Linked DNA regions of Homo sapiens: all the other regions are linked to region 3. A link is a contact called in ENCODE Hi-C or POLR2A ChIA-PET data. All regions are on one chromosome and are shown on one strand. The core of a region is the stretch at or near the end of the contact, and the rest is flanking DNA. Distances in the headings are between cores, read along the strand shown. Region 1 holds the start of TSPAN11 (tetraspanin 11). Region 2 has its middle 95 kb from the start of FLJ13224. Region 3 holds the start of DDX11 (DEAD/H-box helicase 11).

Region 1 (2,991 bases), core at 311-2,810, 150 kb after region 3:
ATTTGGCGGCATAAAAAGAAAAGCAAGTTGGTGGTTATAAATGTCCTGGGCTCATCTGAAGAAAGGCTCTCTGGAAAGTCAAGGTGCTCTAGGCAGACTTAAAGACATCAACGCCAGTTTTCCTCTTGTTCTGCAGCACTCACACAAGAACTATGGGGAATCACACAGGCCTGTACATATTTTACACACGAGTCCAAAGGTGGGTATAAAATTCCTGCTATGCTGAATATAGTGGGAAACAGCACACAAATGCCTCCCTCTGCTACCCACAAACCAAACAGCTCTGGGCCACCTAAGCCCTCGCCAGACCACCAACTTGGCCCCTGTAGGCCAGTAGTGCCCCTTACCCTAGGAGTCTTAACTATCATCAAAGCATTTCCAGGCATTAATTGGAGCCTCCAGTCCCTTGGGAGACAGATGGGGCCAGTGGTTATTAGTCCCATTTTGCACAAAAAGCAACTGAGCCCCAGATGACCTATCTGTCCAGGGAACAATGCTACTGACACAGTGACAACCATTAAGTTCTGATTCAAACCTGTCTCCAGCCTCTAACTGCTGCTTTCCACTGCAATCCAGCTGCCCACAAATTGAACACAGACTATCCACTTTGGCCTAATACCACCCTCATTCTCTTCTTCACGCTCCCCCACACACACCCTATGCCCCAGAGTGCACTTATGAGTTTTTCCAGAAGCTGCCTCTTCTCCTCACCCCCCACCCCCACGCTCACCTCACAATACTTGCCACGAACTGGAGACCTCTGGAACACTTATTCCTCCTGCACACAGCAGCTTAGACTCAAGTTAAGATGCTGTCCCGCCAAGCCCAACTGGGCTGCCTCCCTTTCATACTTTCCACCAATTCACACATGTGCACACTGCACATATGGCTGGTGAAAAGGATACACCCCAGAACCTTCCATGCCTTCTTTCCACACGGAGCCGGCCAACTGCACATGCAGGGATGGGCACGAAAACACAGGTGACAGGGCCTACACAGCCATGTTGTCACAAATACACAGACGTGCCCAGAACATGAGGACATCCCTGCACAGGCAGACAGGCCCTCTGAAAGCAATGTGCACCAGATACAGCATTTTGGTGTAGCCATGAGAGGCAGCTACTCGAATTCAGGGTGGACAAAGAATGACATTTTCAAGAGGAACAGACATGCCCCGGGCACGCTGGACGGCACGAGGCCCTCAGAGGCCCAGAGCTCTCTCCCAAGGCACAAGTGCAGAAAGGCAGACTCATGCGCATAGTTATGGACACCGTGTTGCGTGTCCCATGCAGACACCAATACCTGCTCACATGCCCCGCGAGTGTCCCAGGCATTCCTGCCTCCTCCACTCCTCATCCCCAGCCGGCTTCCCTCTGCCCGCCCGGGGGAAGCTCGGGACAGTCTAGCTCGGGACTGCCGGCGGGGCGGGCAGCGGAGGTGGAGGCGCCTCTCCTGGACCCCCAGCCCCCTCCCGCGGCGCCCCCACTCCTCGGGCGCGCTTCTGCACTTACCCTGCCAGGGGCTCCGGAAGCGGCGAAGGGAGCTGCGCCTAGAGAGACTGAGAGCGGCGGCTCCCGGGGCCGCCCAGCCGCCCACCGCCCGCAGCCAGCGCTCCTCCCTCCCAGCCCGGGAAGGTCAGCGTGTGGGCAGCCCGGCCCGCGCCCCTGCGCCCACTGAGGCTTCCTGCCGGCCCTCTAGTCCCCGCCTGCCCAGCGCTCGGCCGCGACGCCCCGGCGCCGGCTCTCCCAGCCCAGCCGGCAGGACGCGCCCGGGAGCCCCGCACGCGAGCTGCCGGCTCTTTGTTTGGGGGTTTGCCTCTCTGCGATTCAGAGCACGCGGAGGGAATTAAGTCAGAGTCCGAGGCAGCTGTGCGGTTGCCGGGGGGATCCCTAAGGGGGGCGGGGCAAAAGGACGGACTAGTAGGGCGGTGGAGCGGCTTTCAAACTCCCCGCGCTCCGCAGCTCCCCGCTTAGGTCTCCCTGCCCTTTACGTTTGTCGGCCCCTGGGAGAGGTTGGCCTTTGGGGGTTTCCAGGGACCCTAGGGACAAGCCTGTCTGATAAGAGAGAGGTTCTCCATCCCCCTTCCTCACCAGCCCCCATCACTGCCGTGTCCCTCTTAGAGTCCTGTGGAGCATCAGCTTTACATTTCCTGGGCCCCGGGGAGAATCAAGGTCTCTCTAATCTGAAGCAAAAAGGAATAACAGAGAGTAGAGCCCATCTGTTCCTGCTGAGTCCCTGTGAAGGTGCAAAGCTGGCCCTAACGGGACTGGCCCTAACAGTGGGGCATGGATTATCTATTTCCCAAAGTAACAAGGGCCTTGTGCTTATCCAACCGTGTTCTTTTGAAACTTAGCTGCAGTGAGGAAGATTACCCATTTACCAGGTTGCTAGATCAGGGAAGCCACTGGAGGCAGGGGACGCTGACAAAGCCACTGTACCGGGAGCACCAACGTTCTAAATACCCCAGCTGGCTGCTGAGAAGGGCTTCGCGGGGGGCCACACAGGAAGGAGATGATTCCAATAGTCCCGTGAGATGAGGACCTTAACTGGGGGATGAATGCGGAAGCTGCAGCAAAGGAGAGTCTACAGACTGTGTGGTGTAGGAGGAGCACACTGGGGCTGTAACATTGTGGAAGTCTGGAGGAGAACCTGGAGTGATGTGACTGAGTTTAGTGTGGAGCAAGTTGGATTGGAGAAGCAGGCCACCTTCTTCCAGGGGCAGATATCCAGCAAATGCAATTGGAAGGGTGATTCTGGAGTTCATAGGAGAGACTGAGGCAAGGGATGTCAATTTTGGAATCATCTGGAAAGAAGTTGGGCCGACACAAGAGGTGGAGGGAGAGGGTAGAAAAGGTACAGAGAACAGGGCTGAAGACAGAATCTAGGTCTACCGAGAAGGAGCCCATGAAAGGAACGGAAACTATCAGGAGAAACCATAAGGGAAGGTCAGGACTGTGCGGGGTGTCAGGACTCAGGAGAAGAGGGAGGTTC
Region 2 (2,939 bases), core at 354-2,853, 160 kb before region 3:
AGTGATTCTTCTGCCTCAGCCTCCCTAGTAGCTGGGACTACAGGTGCATGCCATCTTGCCTTCCAAATGTGCACAGATTTTTAAGCTGATAACTGCTAACATGATGCAGCCCTCTACTCCAGCACTGGTGGAGTATAGCGTGTCAAAACCTTTGAGAAAAGCCTCTTTGCAAAGGGTACTACAAGCCTTAAGAACTAAGGCTAAGGGCACTAAAGGCATATCTTTGGACCAGTAACTGCACTTCTAAAACTCCATATTAAGAAAATAATAAGAAAAGCTATCAAATATCTTATGTGTTAGAGTGCTCATTAAAGAGCAATTTATAATAAAGGAAAATCAAAAACAATTTAAATTTCTTACATTATGGGAACATTTTATTTATTTACTTTTTATTTTTTGGGACAGAGTCTCACTATGTTGCCAGGTTAACATGCAATTGTGTGATCTCAGCTCACTGCAACCTCTGCCTCCCAGGTTCAAGCAATTCTCCTGCCTCAGCCTCTTGAGTAGCTAGGATTACATGTGCATGCCAGCATGCCCAGCTAATTTTTGTATTTTTAGTAGGCATGGGGTTTCACCATGTTGGCCAGGCTAGTCTTGAACTCCTGACCATGTGATCCACCCACCTTGGCCTCCCAAAGTGCTGGGATTACAGGCATGAGCCATTGCACCTGGCCCATTAGGGGAACATTTTAAATAAAGTATGGTATGTGCATGGATGAGTGGGTTTGGGAAACTATTAAATGACACAGGGAAAATGTTCTCAATGCACTGTGAAGTTTACATACTATGTATATATGTATAATTATGTATTGTATTACCAACATACATGCCTTAAAGTTTTCTCTTTTTATTTATTTATTAATTTATTTTTTGAGACAGGGTCTGGCTCTGTTGCCCGGGCTGGAGGTGTAGTGGCACCATCTCAGCTCACTGTAGCTTTAATCTCCTGGACTCAAGCCTCAGCCTCCCCAGTAGCTGGGATTACAGGTGCGCACCAACATGCCTAGCTAATTTTTGTGGTTTTTGTAGAGACAGGTTTCGCCATGTTGTCCAGACTTGTCTCAGACTCCTGGGCTTAAGCGACTCACCCACCTCAGCCTCCCAAAGTGCTGGGATTATAGGCGTGAGCCACAACTCCCAGCTTTAAGTTTGCTCTTTTTGGTGTACAGTTCTTGGAGTTTTAAAAAACACATACAGTTGCAGGTGTGTCCATGTAATTTCAAGTGAGGAAAAATAGAATACAGTATTTTCCTAAGTTTTGAAAACATATATGTTTTCCTCATATGGCTGGAAGGAGAGCACTAAAGAGTAATCAAAGTAAGTGGACCTGGCTTAGTGGCCCTGGAGAAATGGCGTGCAAAATTTTAAACAAACATTTTCCTCCTGGGCCTCAGTTTGTTTTCCATGAGATACCATGAGTGCCCTCAGTCCTGCTGTAGTCAGTGTGGTAGGTGTGGGCTCCAGGCCACGATAGGCCCTGACTGTGGGCAGAGGCCCCAGACTTACCAGTGTGCCCAGTGGGGCTGGAGAGGCGGTGGGGCATGGCCAGCCTGGGGCTCTGGTGTGTGTCTCTTGGCTCAGTATAGAATGAAAGGCTGCCAGCCGGGGCCGTGTCCTGGCTGGAGAGCAGTGGAGGGCAAAGTCCTCTCCCTGCACCCTCCTCACTGTCTCTGCCAGGCAGCTGCTTCAGAGTTGGGGCCCAGGAGGTAGAGGGCTCCTAGAGAAGAAGTCTGCCAGTTCCCTTAAAGAACTAGAATCCTCCGTCTTCTTCTGGGTGGGGTCAGCTAATCAGGCGAGCCAACATTCTGCTGCCCAGCCCTCTCGCCGCCCCCCTGCCTCCTCTGGTTCCCGAGGCTGGCTTCATGGATCCCCTCTCAGAGCTTCCTTGGTCCCGTGAGGGTGGCGTTATTCTTACTTTGTTCCCAGTAGGGAGAAGCCTTTGTGTGTAGTTGGCTGAGCATCTAGAAGCTGCTCTTTCAAAGTCACTAGCCGGGGTGGGATGAGGATGGGCTGCTTTAGGGCCAGGGGGCCCTTGCCAGCAGCCTGGGAGGGGCTCTGCCACTTGCCCTGCTCTAGGTTGTTTTGGGCATGGCCCAGGCCCTGGACATGCCTTCTGTCCAATGCCTGGAGCCCTGGGATGCCACCCAGTCTGTCCCCTGTCCCCTCCTCCATCCACCAGTGAGCACGGCTCCCATTCTGCAGATAAGGAGCAACAGCCTAGACATGCGACACAGCCTGCCCAAGCTCCCATGGCCAGTTCTGGAAAGAGCCCAGAGTAGAATCTGGGTGCCCCGATGGCCAGGAGTTTTCTTTCCCCTTTGCCTGCCAGCAGAGGATGTAACAGACGAACAAGGGGCTCCAGTAGTCGCTGGGCTTGACCCAGGCCCGGGGCCTTTCCTTCTATGGCGGCCGCACCCGTACCTCACGCACATTCCCAATTGCGCAGAAGTGAAGTGTGGGCCTGTCCTAGAGGGACTCTGAGGCAGGGTATTCAGCCAGGAGTTCTGTGGAGAACTGGGTCCCCAGAGGCCTCGTAGCACAGCCTCTGAATCAGCCTGAGAAAGCTGGGGTGTGGGTGGTATATTTGGGGGAATGAAGGAGGCTATCATTGTTGAGTCTTAAAAACCAAAGCAGAGGCCGGGCATGGTGGCTCACACCTGTAATCCCAGCACTTTGGGAGGCTGAGGCGGGTGGATAACCTGAGGTTGGGAGTTCGAGACCAGCCTGACCAACATGGAGAAACCCCATATCTACTAAAAATACAAAATTAGCCGGGCATCCTGTAATCCCAGCTACTTGGGAGGCTGAGGCAGGATAATCGCTTGAACCTGGGAGGCGGAGGTTGTGGTGAGCCGAGATTGTGCCACTGCACTCCAGCCTGGACAACAAGAGCAAAACTCCATCTCAGGAAATCAAACAAACAAACAAACAAACAC
Region 3 (3,312 bases), core at 504-3,003:
TATTAGTTAAATGGCCAGTTCTTTAATGGTTTCAAACCGTTTTCAGATAACCCCACAAAAACCCTGTGTGGTATTTTTATAAGCTCTATTTTATAGAGAAAGAAACTGAGACTCAGTAAACTTATATGACTTGCCCAAGGTCACTCAGCAAGTGCTTGAACTCAGGATTTGAACCACATCTGCCAGACCCCCAAGCCACCTGAAACTTTCTATCTCCTCACTTTTCCTCCCACCAGGATAAGTGGGATAAAAAAGACAGACTTGGTTACCAAACTCTAGAATGACAACACTAAACAATACAGAAGAAACGTAAGTATTATTTCACTTCCCCATCAGTGGTAATTATGGATCTCATTATTCCAGAAGCAGCACAGGCTAAATCATAGAGGTTTAGATAAATCTGAGTATAACGGATTCACTAAGCCCTATTAAAAACATTTGCAGTGACTTGTTCAGCCCTCTTCAGGTTGGCTGTGTGGAGGACAACCATCACCTCCCAGTGCCAAGGCACACACCAGGACAGCAAAGCTCACGCTCATAAAACGAGGTTAGAGTTGTGAAAGCACTTCAGGAACATATTAGTTCTTAACGTGTTCATTTTCTTCAGTCCCCAATTATCACTCATTACTGAGTACAGACTATTGTTGTGGGCTCAGTTGTGTCCTCCCCACATTGATCTTGGACATCCCAAGCCTCTGGGACTGTGAGAAAACACATTTCTGTGTCTAAGCCACCCAGTTTATGGTATTTTGTCATGGCAGCCGGGGCTGACCAAGACAACTATGTGGCAGGTACTATCTACCGTATGGCCCTAAAATGTTTTAACTTCACACACCTGGAAAGCACCACAGCCCCAAGAAAAAAGCTTTTCCGCACTGCTGTTAAGCCAGGGCCACACACTGCAGTACTGCGGTGCTCCACCAGCTGGAGGATGGCCTGGCCCATAATACCCGCATTCCCACCTTGCTCTGGCCCTGTGTCCCCTCCAACGTGCATCCTGAGCTCGCACCCTGTGTGGAACCCAAACAGCTGCTTATCAGCATTTAAGTCCATTTTTATGACACTTCCGTCAACAATCTGGTCAAGTGCACTCATTCCTGGCCTCCGTACTGTACCCTGCTCCGCCTCGATTCCCGCCCTGGGGGAAGCTAGACTCATGCAGCTAACTTTATCGGCTCTGGGCTCTGATTGCCAAGTTTAGGATCCCAGCTGTATCCTTGCTAAAGTTAGCATCGCTGGGGCTCAGTTTCCGTAAGAGACAGGTGGGTTACAAGCGCTCACTCACTGTTGCAGTGTCTTATCTACGTAAGATAATCCATGAAAAGCTCAACACAGCTGGGCCAAATCTAAGACCCAGACACGCGGCTGCTGTTAATGCCCACTTCTGCGCACCGCCCAGTTCCACCGCAGGCACAACCTTCCTAGGCCTACCCGTCCCCACACAGGGGTTCCCGCTTGTCAATCACGCTGGCCCGGCCCTCCACTTCCGGAATGTTTTCCCGCTCCGGACGGGCCACCCACCTTTGCAAATAGGGGTCCGGCGCCGGAACAGACGCCCAGTTTGCGATTTCACCAGTCTGCCCTTCCTCGTCCCGCTGCTCCTCGTCCTAAGGAGCTCTGCTGCCACACAGCACTGCGCTCACCTTCTTCGCCGGCAGAATTGCTACGCTGAAAGCCAGGCCCCGGGAATCAGGGCAAACGCCACTGAGTTAGAAACTGGCGGGTCCCCTCAGTGAAAGGCAGCCGGAACAACCCCCGCCGCTGCGCATGCGCACTCCGGGACGCGCGCGAACACGCAGCAGCGAGAATCTACAGGGGCGTGGTTTGCGCACGCGGGAACTGGGATCTCAACCCCAGGGCTAGGTGCCTCCTCCCGCTGCTTTCCGCCAGCTGCGGGGTGTGAGATTAATCCCCGCCGATTAGCGCCAGGTGTACTAAGCGCTGGATGGTTCCCTGACCAGATGAAACATCAGCCGATGTTCTAATGCCGGTCCCCTGGGCGCTGTCCCCGAGAGGGAAAACCTGTTTTCTGACCCCGGCTCTAGTCGGCCTCTGGAGGTCTGCAGCTGGGTTATTTTACCTTTGAAACGGACGACACCTGCCCCGTGCACCCCAGCGGCTCCTCCACACGGAGAGATGGTGTCAGTCAAAGGCCGTCTAGATGACGAGTTTATGAAATTGTTCCTGGCCCGTGCCGGGCACGACCTTGCAGAGAGCCCAGAAGATGAAACCCCAGCCCTGCCAGGAGCTCACCTGCTAATTAGGAGGACAACGAATCACCTCACCTCCCTAGACTTTGCTTCTCCTTTATTCAGTGAGGGATTGGACTAGCTGGTCCTTGAGGACTTTTCAGAAAGTCTGGTTCTGGGAGATGACCAATGGGATCATCTTATGCTATGAGCTTTCCTGGAATGACAGGTAATTGGTGCGCCTTCCCAGCAGGGTCAGGGAGAGTTGCTGGGACTTGAAGGAAAGGCTTTTGGGGAGAGGAGCCAGTGTTACAAACTATCGAAAAGCTTGGAGGTGGGAAATTTACAAAAGGTGATTCCAGGGTCAGCTTTTTTGTCACCTGCTTCCGACTTCGGCAGTTTGGAGAGGGCGAGTAAGTAATACCCTTCAGGGTCTTGGGATGTGGCCCAGCAAAATCCTTAGAGGGACTTTGAAGTCTTAGTTTTAAGTTTAGAATTAATGGGCAGAGTACTTAAATAGCCATTTCTCCAAAGATGTATACAAATGGCCCACAGGCCCATAAAAATGTTGCATTCCACCCTATAACATGTTTTTGCATAAAAAAGTTTTAAAATAACTGTTGTCTGGTAAATTGACACCTCTGGAATAGAATGTATGCTAGGTTTTTTACCCTACTGCTTCAAACCCCATCCTACACACACACTCCTAGGGTGTGCATCATCCAGTTTAAGAAGCACCCTTGGAGAAACAAAGTTGATAGTGTGTCCAGAATTGATGGGTTCTTGGTCTCACTAACGCAAGACTGAAGCTGCAGACCCTCGCGGTGTTAGTTTTTAAAGGCGGTGTGTCTGGAGTTTGTTCCCTCAGATGTTCCGATGGGTTTGGAGTTTTTTCCTTCTGGTGGGTTTGTGGTCTTGCTGGCTCAGGAGTGAAGCTGCAGACCTTCGCCTGAGTGTTACAGCTTTTAAGACGGCATGTACTGGAGTTGCTAGTTCACCCCGGTGGGTTCGTGTATCTCACTAGCTTCAGGAGTGAAGCTGCAGACATTTGCAGTGAGTGTTACAGCTCATAAAGGCAGTGCAGACCTAAAAAACAAAAAGAACAAAGCTTCCATACTGTGGT

What was found. Hi-C counts contacts between places; a loop is a spot of excess contacts on that map. ChIA-PET counts read pairs that join two places held with the same protein, here RNA polymerase II (POLR2A). Pooled maps may share reads with other maps.
Region 1: a map of endothelial cell of umbilical vein shows a loop between it and region 3 (2.5-fold over the local background). The contact joins the promoter of TSPAN11 here to the promoter of DDX11 in region 3. A Hi-C loop is called at or near these places in 1 of 168 maps with a recorded cell type or tissue (endothelial cell of umbilical vein). POLR2A ChIA-PET finds 5 or more read pairs at or near these places in 1 of 52 experiments (SK-N-SH).
Region 2: a loop to region 3 is called in a map of Caco-2, with 3 times the contacts of the local background. The contact joins the enhancer-like site here to the promoter of DDX11 in region 3. A Hi-C loop is called at or near these places in 1 of 168 maps with a recorded cell type or tissue (Caco-2) and 7 of 50 pooled maps. POLR2A ChIA-PET finds 5 or more read pairs at or near these places in 2 of 52 experiments (HEK293T and activated T-cell).

What each region holds. Positions count from the first base shown.
Region 1 is chr12:30,925,317-30,928,307 of GRCh38, reverse strand. TSPAN11 (tetraspanin 11) reads right to left here and starts at 1,560. Exons shown (of 8, transcript NM_001370302.1): 1 at 1,512-1,560. LOC124902911 (a long non-coding RNA gene) reads left to right here and starts at 1,619. Exons shown (of 2, transcript XR_007063264.1): 1 at 1,619-2,991.
Region 2 is chr12:31,228,320-31,231,258 of GRCh38, reverse strand. No RefSeq gene overlaps it. Among named protein-coding and RNA genes, the nearest start is that of FLJ13224, 95 kb to the left of the region's middle. RefSeq lists a silencer at 2,187-2,744. Within about 2 kb of position 1,603, at least 5 of the 41 ENCODE cell types and tissues checked have a DNase peak (open chromatin) inside an H3K27ac peak, as active enhancers do.
Region 3 is chr12:31,072,301-31,075,612 of GRCh38, reverse strand. It overlaps DDX11 (DEAD/H-box helicase 11), which reads right to left and starts at 1,753. Exons shown (of 27, transcript NM_030653.4): 1 at 1,522-1,753. DDX11-AS1 (DDX11 antisense RNA 1) reads left to right here and starts at 1,766. Exons shown (of 3, transcript NR_038927.2): 1 at 1,766-2,418. RefSeq lists enhancers at 509-1,038, 899-1,058, 1,589-1,698, 1,571-2,102.